2 separate regions of the Mus musculus genome follow, and region 1 is linked to region 2. The links are chromatin loops, found by intact Hi-C in ENCODE. Cell type or tissue: left cerebral cortex. All regions are shown on one strand. Links, peaks and the distances in the headings refer to the core of each region. The heading gives the core; the rest is flanking DNA. Region 1 overlaps 4933414I15Rik (RIKEN cDNA 4933414I15 gene). Region 2 overlaps Clk4 (CDC like kinase 4).

Region 1 (4,395 bases), core at 220-4,219, 330 kb before region 2:
ACTGGCCTGTAGACGAGCCTTGGGGCTTTTTCTTGGTTGGTGATGTGGCTGGGCTGGCCCTCTGTGAGCAGTGCCACCCCTGGCAGGTGGTCCTGGGTTGTATAAGAAGCAGGCTGAACAAGCTGGGTGGAGCAAGGAGGGTGAGCAGAGTTCCTCCAGTCTCTGCTTCAGTTCCTGCCTCTGGGCTTTGTCCTTGGCTCTGGTCAGGATGTGTAAGACAAACTCTTTCCTCCCCAAGTTGCTCTTGGTCATCATGTTTACCAGTGATAGAAAGCAAACTAGGAAAGCTTTGCCTACTTTGGCCTCACTTGGGCAGAGCAGTGCAAGCTCCTCACAGAGTCTCAGAGATGGGAAGATGTGCAATGGCCCCACAAGAGCAGCAGCCGACCCCAGGATGACACTGAATGAACATTGAATGGCTTCAGGAAATGTCAGTGTATTATAGAAGGCTAGACTATTGCCCTCCAACCATCTCACTGTACACAATGTTGCCCTTTTTATGAAACAAAAGACACAATGTGGTCCCACCATGGTGTGTTGGCCCTTGCTAACGCACCTCCACCCCACCCCAGAGATAAGAACAATTGTGACTGCTTAGAATGGACAGTGCTGGGGCCTTCCAGGATCTTACCCATCTTCTGCAAGAATATATATATATATATATATATATATATATATATATATATATACACACACACACACATATATATATACATATATATGCATATATTATGCTAACCTTTGATGGCTTTATAAATTTGGAAAAGCATCTTGAACAGCAATTGTTGAATGAAGATCCTGATGTCAGGACTCAGTTACTTCCGTACATTTTTTTTTTCATTTAAAGAGACAGAGTCTTACTATGTAACCCTGACTGGATTGGAACTTACTATGGAGTCCAGGCCAGTATCAAACTCAGAGACCTGCTTATTTTATTCCTCAAGAGTGTGAGAATTAAAGACATGTGCCACCATCCCCTTAATACTCCTTTATAATCTCTTGGCCATAGCTATAAAGCCTATTACCATTATTGGTGGTTGCGTGCCAAACCTCTATTACCAAAGACACTATATGCTTTGGTTTCAGGACGTTGAGAAATCAGGCTGAGATTAAGTAGAACGTTTCCTTCCTGCTGGGTGACTTTTACAGCTGTAGAAGACATTGTGCAAGGTCCTCGGGAAGAATTGTCATGGGTGGTCCTGCTCTGCTTATTGCACTGCCAACTCGCCAGGCAGAAATCGCCTGCTCATGAAGTCATGGCATTACTGTTGTTGGCGCACCTAACTGCTTTCTGTTTGGATTCGGGGCCCATTCCCTAGAAGCTCACTCACTTCTGATACCATAACGCAAAGCCCACGGAGGAGGTTGTCATAGGCCACACTGGGCGAAGCAGCTGCTATTTTGTTTAGTGGACGGGATATACCTGTCGATTTGCCTTCTGAATATTTGTGTTTATGCTCGTATTGGTTACGATTGTCAACCTCAGTCGTGGAGGGAAGCCTTTCGTCACGGGTGGTATATTGCAGAAACTCATAACCCATTCATGTTCCAAGTTATGGATGCGCCACAGTGGTCCAAAGCTCAGTTATAGTTGCAGGAAAATAAGCAGACCTCTCGTCTCCTTCAAAGCTTGGGAAGTTGGAGGCGGGAGTAAAGGTTACAATGTTGTGTTCTTCCTTCAGAGGGAGGCGGCAGGTTCATAAGATGTGGGAAACAAAGGAAACTTCCGAAGCATAGGGAGCTTAAGGTTGAAGGGTTCACAGGTGCCTTCTCCAAAGTTATAAAAGCAGTGGACAGCTGATGGGGAGAGGTGATTGTAAATTGTACAGAAAGCCCCCACCGTGCCAGTTTCACGAGGCATCAGCTGAACCAAGGTGGACTTTTCATTGACTCATTTGCCTTTGAGTTACCCATACTCCAGCTGGAGAAACCCCTTTCTTATGCTCCGTCCGATAAGAAACCCCAGTAAACTCACTGGCTTGCTTAGTCAGACTTCGGGAGAATCGTTTCTTTGTTTTGTTATATTGGGTGAATACACATACCTCTCCATGAAAAGTCACACAATAGAGATTTATTTTTAAAAGGAGATTTATTATTATAGATAAGTACACTGTTGCTGTCTTCAGACACACCAGAAGAGGGCGTCAGATCTCATTAAGGGTGGTCGTGAGCCACCATGTGGTTGCTGGGTTTTGAACTCGGGGACCTTCGGAAGAGCAGTCAGCGCTCTTATCCTCTGAGCCATCTCGCCAGCCCCACAATAGAGGTTTTGATGTGATAAGAATTGGGCTGTCCTATCCCAGGTGTTCGGATCAGAGCTCTGTTAGAGTGTCCAGGTCTATCTGACTCTTTCCTCAAGAGTCTTTGAACATGAGTCGCTGCTTCTACAATGCGATTGTTCCCTTCAGAGCAATGATAATTATGTCAAGATGTTTTTATGTTAGTCACATCTAGTTGAATGTAGGATATTTGCCATTCGTCTGGTTGTATGGTCTATAGTTAAGACATCTCAATAAATGTCTAAGGAAGTGCTTTAGTGTCCGCTGGTGCAGTTCTACATCGTGACCACAAGAGGGCAGTGTTGTCCTACTACTTTCTGTAGGTCAGGCTCTTTGCTTCCTGGGATCTTGGATAGTTGGCATACCCTCCCCTTGCTCCTGGACTAGAAAGAAGAGCTCTGAATGTTACCTGCAAACACCCTGGCTTGTCAGGTTAGAAAACACTATACCTTCTGCGCTCCAGATATCCCTGTGCTAGCCTCAGGCTACATTCCTATCACTCACTGGCTCATGCTCATCTTATGTCGCCTAGGCCCATCAGACTAATGTTGGTGCAGCCAACAATGGGTTGGGCCATCCCACATCAATCACCAATAAAGACCATCTTTCACGGTATGGCCTCAGGGGAGACTGAACTGGGCAATCCTTCAGGATGCCTCTAGGCTGTGTCCAGGTGACAGAGAAGCTAATAACCAGGGTCCTGTCATTAACTAGTTCTGCAGAGAGCCTCTTAGATCCTGTGGAGGGCTCCTGAAACCTTGGAAACTCAAGGAAGCTAATAGTTCCCTGAAGGCCTGTTACACACCATCGGGGGACTGGTATATAGCCTGGCATTGGGCAATATAAGACCATTTGCCCTGGTTTGGTTTCTTGTTGCTGTAGTAAAAACACTGACCAGAATAAGCATTTGGCAGGAAAGGTTTGGTTTGCCTTTATAGACATAGTCAATAATAAAGGAAAGCCAAGACAGGAATTCAAAGTAGGAGTCCCCTGCCCCCATTCTGCTACAGCCCAAGATCACTTTCTTAGACAACTTTATTAGGGATGGTGCCACCCACAGTGGGATGGACAATCCCACACCAATGAATAAGAAAATGCCTCACAGACATGGTCACAGGCTAGTCCAATCAGGGAAAGTCTTCAGCTGAGGATCTCTTTTCCTAGGTGGCTCTGTTGTATCGTGTTAGCTGTGGCATTTTCCTGTGTCTTACAGAGACATGGAGGCCAATTTTCAACATTTAAGTAAGAAAAAATCTGACCATGTAGGTTATTCCCAAAATAAATAACTTCATTGGTTGGTTAGGGTTGAGTAGGAAACTCCTACTACCTGGTATTTGGCTGTATGGACAAGGCCCACAGAGCCAGTAAAAACCATATGGCAAGGTTTGGGGTGTAGCTTGGTAACATGAACAGAGCCCTTGGGTCAGTACCTAGTACTGTATAAACTGGGTGTGGTGACACAAACCTGTCACCTGAGCACTTGGAAGGAGAAGACAGGAGTCTCATCCCCCAGCTGGTCTGAGGCTAGACATAAAACCCTTTCTCCAAATGGGGAAAAAACAGGGCTGGAGAGATGCCTCGGTAGCTAAGAACACTCGATGCCAGTCACAAGGACTAGATTTTTAGGTTATTTCAGCATCTGCACAATAAGCCGTGTACCCCTGCAGGTCTCAAACCCCACTGAGTGTGCCACTCAGAGGATCGCTGTGACTTGCTCTGCCTCCGAAGAATAGGCAGAAAGTGGCAGAGGACACCCAACACCCTCTTCTAGTCTCTCTGCCTGTGCACGTGTGTGCCCTCCCGCACATGGATATGCATGCAACGTATGCACATGGGCACGCCTGCACACATGCACGTCTTTAAAAATAAACTGCATGACAGAGGCATTCCCCCGCTCCTTGAATTAAGCGCCGTATATTTGAGAATCTAAATGAACTTAAGAGACATCTTCCACCGTACGGAGGGAGTGAGATGCAGTCTGTGACCATTCGCTTACTGAGGAAGTAGCTCATTGGCTTTGGGCTAGAGAATCCAGAGTCTCTGTTTCTGCTTGGGAAGGAAGGTTGAGAAGTGATGATCCACATGACTTTGCCGTGGAAGCTCAGCAAGGTCATAA
Region 2 (4,395 bases), core at 243-4,242:
CGCTCACCTCTTGTCAAGGCCTCGGCCGTCCATCGCAGGAACCAGCGGGGAGACCCTTGGCGGGACGCATCCCCGGTACTAGTGCCGTCCAGAGTCGAAGTCACCCCGACCCCCTACTCACCCCTGTCTGTGGCCTCGGCCGTTTGCATAACCGGAGCCTTTTCCAAAGTCCGCTATTCGCTCTGTTGTTCAGCTCTAAGGGCCCTGGCCAGCTGCCCGGAAGAGGTAGGGCAGGCGCTGCGGCGAGCCAGGCAGCGGCTGGAGTTCACCTCCAGCTTCGAGGATCACACTTGGGAAGGAAGGTTCGTCCTTCATGCCAGGCGGTCACCCCACCCCAAGCCCCCCCTAGATCTGGGTCGCCCCGATTGCCCAGGCATTATGTAGGCCAGGCAGGACTCGAACTCAGGAGATTCTCCTGCCTCTGCCTCCTGAGTGATGGGATTAGAGAGCTGAGTGATGGAATTAGAGAGCGAACATTGCATTTACATTGTGACAGCTCTGTTGCTCAAGTAGCCAACCCTCTAAACCAGTGGACCGATTGTCACCTGGTCTAATGTTAAAGCTGCAGATATTTGGCCTAATTTTGAACACGCACCCGAGGGCCTCTTGTACCCCCACTTAAATGGGAGACTGAAACTTCTAAAACGTGGTGGAGAATAATATTTCTAGTATGAGCGTATACATATGGGTTCCATTGTATCTTTTATTGAAAGGATACAGAGGATTGTAGCATGATTTTTAAGTGTTAGAGATAGTGTAATATTTTGAGGTAGCTTTTCTTTCCTGTGTATGAAAGCTCTCATGAGCTCAGAAATCTTTTACTTTGCCTCCTAAGTAAATATTTCTTTGTTGGTTGTTTGAAACAAGGTCTCGCTGTGCAGACCAGGCTGTCCTTGAAGTCTCTCAGAACTCCACCTGCCTCTGCCTCTAGGGTGGCACGTGTCACCACACCTGCCTAAAAACAAAGTATTTCCGAACTCGGCCAGAGATCAGAGGAGGGATGGGGAATGTTAGTCGGGGCCTATTGGGACAAGGACCCACTGATAGGTGGGTTTGCATATTAGTCACTTGAGAAGTTGAGATTTGTCCTGTGAGAGGTAAACTGGCTGTAGCGATGTGAAGTGGAGGGGGAGGGGGTAACTTGAAGCAAGCAACCAAGACTTGTGAAACCCTAATGGCCAGTCACAAGGATGAGTCATCAGAAGCTGTACACTGGGCTGCTGTGTTTTGAGAGTGCTTAGCCTGTAGCCCGGTGGCTTGGGATTCAGAATTTAATTCCCTCCCCTCACCCCCTCTAAAGAGAAAAAAAAAAAGCCTTAATCAAACTAAAACCTTAAATACAATTTTGATAATAGGAGGAATATGTCAGCAGAACTCCAGTGGAAATAGGAAGATGAGTGTTTCTCTAAAGCTTGAGTTTGGGCTTTTGTCTCCAGCAAGTTTGCAGTGTTGTCTGTTTTACTTCACCATATTAAAATGACTATATCGAAAGGAATGCTTGGCTTACTAACTTTTTTTTTAACCAAGGTACCTATCAAGAATTTAGGATTTGTGTGTGTGTGTGTGTGTGTGTGTGTGTGTGTGGTTTAATCCATGCTTTCTCATTTTTGACTGAGCAAGAGAAGCCACATTATCAGGAAGATGCCTGGCAGGCACAGAATTAGAAGAACGAATATGGTTTACTGAATATTTGGACAGGGGGTATGTAGGTCGGTGGTAGAGTCTCGCCTAGCAATTAGAAACCTCCTCTCCCCTCATTACGTCCTCAGTAATCAGGAAATAATAATAGTATCACACCCTGATGTTGTGATGCACACCCTTTCTGAGGAACACTTTGGAAGAGAACTGAAACTGCTTTCTTTGCAAGCCCGGTGTTTAATAGATTTGTTGGCTTATTTTTCAGCCATTTAGGCAAGCTCAAGGTGATCAACTAAATTGGTTTTGTTCCATTTGGGCCTTATTCAGCTTCTTTTTTCTTTTTTCCCTCCCAAACCATTAAACTCTGCTTAGCAGAGTTCAAAATTAAAGATTTAGCTATGGAACTGGAGACACTGCTCTTGTAATGGACCTTTAGGCTTTAGGGCATCCTATGCCCTCTTGTGGTATCCAGGGGCAACTGCACTCGTGTAGATCTTCCCCACCCTGCCCCACCCTACCCCATTCCCATTAAAAATAAATTTAATCTTTTTTTAAAAATTGACGTAGGGGAACAAAGTGGTTAAATGGGTAATGCTGCACACCTTTGATCTCTGAGACCCACATGATGAAAGGAGAGAATTAACACTGGTGTCCAACAGTCACAGATCTGTAAAAGGATAAATGTTAGATACTGAGCCTGGGAGAGATCCACAGGAGCTTGGAGATGAAGTTTGGGAATTGTTACCATTATCTGATGTCACTGGCCATGTCTCAGTTTAAGGATCGGACTAATTCTGGCATTTAGAGAAAGGAACTCTACAGAGTTTGAGGGGGGGGGAAATCTCATTAATGAAAGGCTCTTTACCTTTAAATCAATTACTTGCTTGCTTCTCTCACTTATGATTATTTGTATTAAACTTTGCCAGACTGAAGGATGTTTATGACACTGTTGGGATAGGCTATCGCTAACTATAGTTGTAGATGTTATTCTTATATTCAGATCTGGCCAGGAGATGGTGGTGCACACCTTTGATTTCCATCACTCTAGAGGCAGAGGAAGGTGGATCTTTGAGTTTGAGGCCAGCCTAGTTTACAGAGCTAGTGCCAGACCTATACCAAGAAACTTCCTGTCTCAAAGGAAAAAAAAAATCTGTGTGCATTCATGTCAGTCTTGATTTTTAACCAAATTGAGAGACCAGGAATGTAGCTCAGTTGGTAGAATTATTAACATTATAAGTGACCTAATTTTTAAAATCAGCATAAATAGAAGGAAACAAAAAATATTTTGTGTTAGGAGTGTACATATACATTCTGTCCCATGTGCAGGCCAGAGGTCAAAATGGGATATCTCCATGGGTCTCCACATTTTTCAGACAAGGACTTTCATTGAACCTGGAGCTTGCCAATTAAGCTAGACTGGGCTGGCCAGTGAATTTTAGGGATCCATATGCCCCGCCCCAGCCCTAGGTCTGGAGTTACAGGTCTGTGCTATGATGCCTGCCTTTTTATGTGGGTGTGAGTGATCTGAACTCAGGTCCTCATTGCTTGCATAGCAAGCACATTACTGAGTAATCTGTCCAGCCCTTGAGCAATTTTAATTGGCCCTTTTTAAAAAAATGTAAAAAATAGCCAGGTACATTGACAAATGCCCATTAATACCAGCACTTGGGTGGTAGAGGCAGGCAGATTTCTGAGTTTGAGGCCAGCCTTGTTTACAGAGTTGGTTCCAAGACAGTCAGGTCTAACTGAAAATCCTTTTCTCAAAAAACAAAAAATGAGTGTTTCTGAAGGCAAGCACTAAGTTGAGAATTTGTCCTTGTACTATGTAGCGAAAGAAAACCTATTAAAGTCTCCATGCTGTCAGTCATCTAGTACTAGAGTCAGTTCCATTCAGCATCATCTCACATAGGAGTGGTATTGTGTTCTAAGCTTTGGGAAGTGCTAAGAGCCTACGTGACCCTGTGTGTGAGGTATTCCTATTTAAGCAATGGTAATATATAGTTATACGACCATCTTTAGCTTCCCACTTACCCTCACTCCCCCCTCTTCTCGTTAACAGATGCGGCATTCCAAACGAACTCACTGTCCTGATTGGGATAGTAGAGAAAGCTGGGGCCATGAAAGCTACAGTGGAAGTCACAAACGCAAGAGAAGGTCTCACAGCAGTACTCAGGAGAACAGGCACTGTAAACCACATCATCAGTTTAAAGACTCGGATTGGTAAATGACTTGCATTTTAAGTTTCAGCAAGTTGTCATTTGCTTATATAGCTTTTATCAAATTTGGAATCAGACATATTTACTCCTGCAAAAAATAAAAAAGTTAACAATATCATAGGCTAGTTTCTATACTGCCTAGACTAAAGCTATGAATTTTATAGTTTGTTCTATGTCTGTCTGGGATTGATAGGAGACAGTAGCTCAGCAAGTGACTAAACTAAGGGCTCTGAGGATTTAGCTCAGTGTTAGAACACTTGTTACCCAATATATGTGAGGTCCCAAAAATCCTTAGAAACCCTTCCATCAAAAAGGGGGAAGGAAGTCAAAAGATTATATTCAAGAACATATACAAAGTTGAATAATAATGATACTCATAGGAAGATGGCATATATATTTGGGTGTGCAAGAAGTGTTTCCCAATTGAGATGTCATAGAAAGTGGTTAATCCCGATAAGAAAAGCTACCTGAAATGCTATCTGAGACCATTAAAGTGCTTTGAGGAATAGCCATTCATGTTACATCTTACAGATTATATTAA

The links. A loop is a pair of places that touch in the nucleus more often than their neighbours do. Peaks named below come from ENCODE experiments on the same cell type or tissue, not always from the same donor. Only the 100,000 strongest peaks of a DNase experiment are listed, where the experiment ranks them.
Region 1: a loop joins it to region 2, with 6 times the contacts of the local background. A loop is called at or near these places in 15 of 42 quality-filtered maps.

Annotation. Positions count from the first base shown.
Region 1 is chr11:50,937,523-50,941,917 of GRCm38, forward strand. 4933414I15Rik (RIKEN cDNA 4933414I15 gene) reads right to left here. Exons shown (of 2, transcript NR_168570.1): 2 at 4,178-4,395. Among named protein-coding and RNA genes, the nearest start is that of 4933414I15Rik, 4.0 kb to the right of the region's middle. In left cerebral cortex, for the core only: a CTCF peak has its summit at 2,569 (motif pointing right); a DNase peak (open chromatin) is centred at 2,582.
Region 2 is chr11:51,263,474-51,267,868 of GRCm38, forward strand. Clk4 (CDC like kinase 4) reads left to right here. Exons shown (of 13, transcript NM_007714.6): 2 at 3,698-3,858. The coding sequence starts at 3,698. It also overlaps a transcript of BC049762 not described here. Among named protein-coding and RNA genes, the nearest start is that of Clk4, 2.6 kb to the left of the region's middle. In left cerebral cortex, for the core only: a CTCF peak has its summit at 2,090 (motif pointing left); DNase peaks (open chromatin) are centred at 1,118 and 2,037; H3K4me3 peaks cover 2,287 bases; H3K27ac peaks cover 334 bases.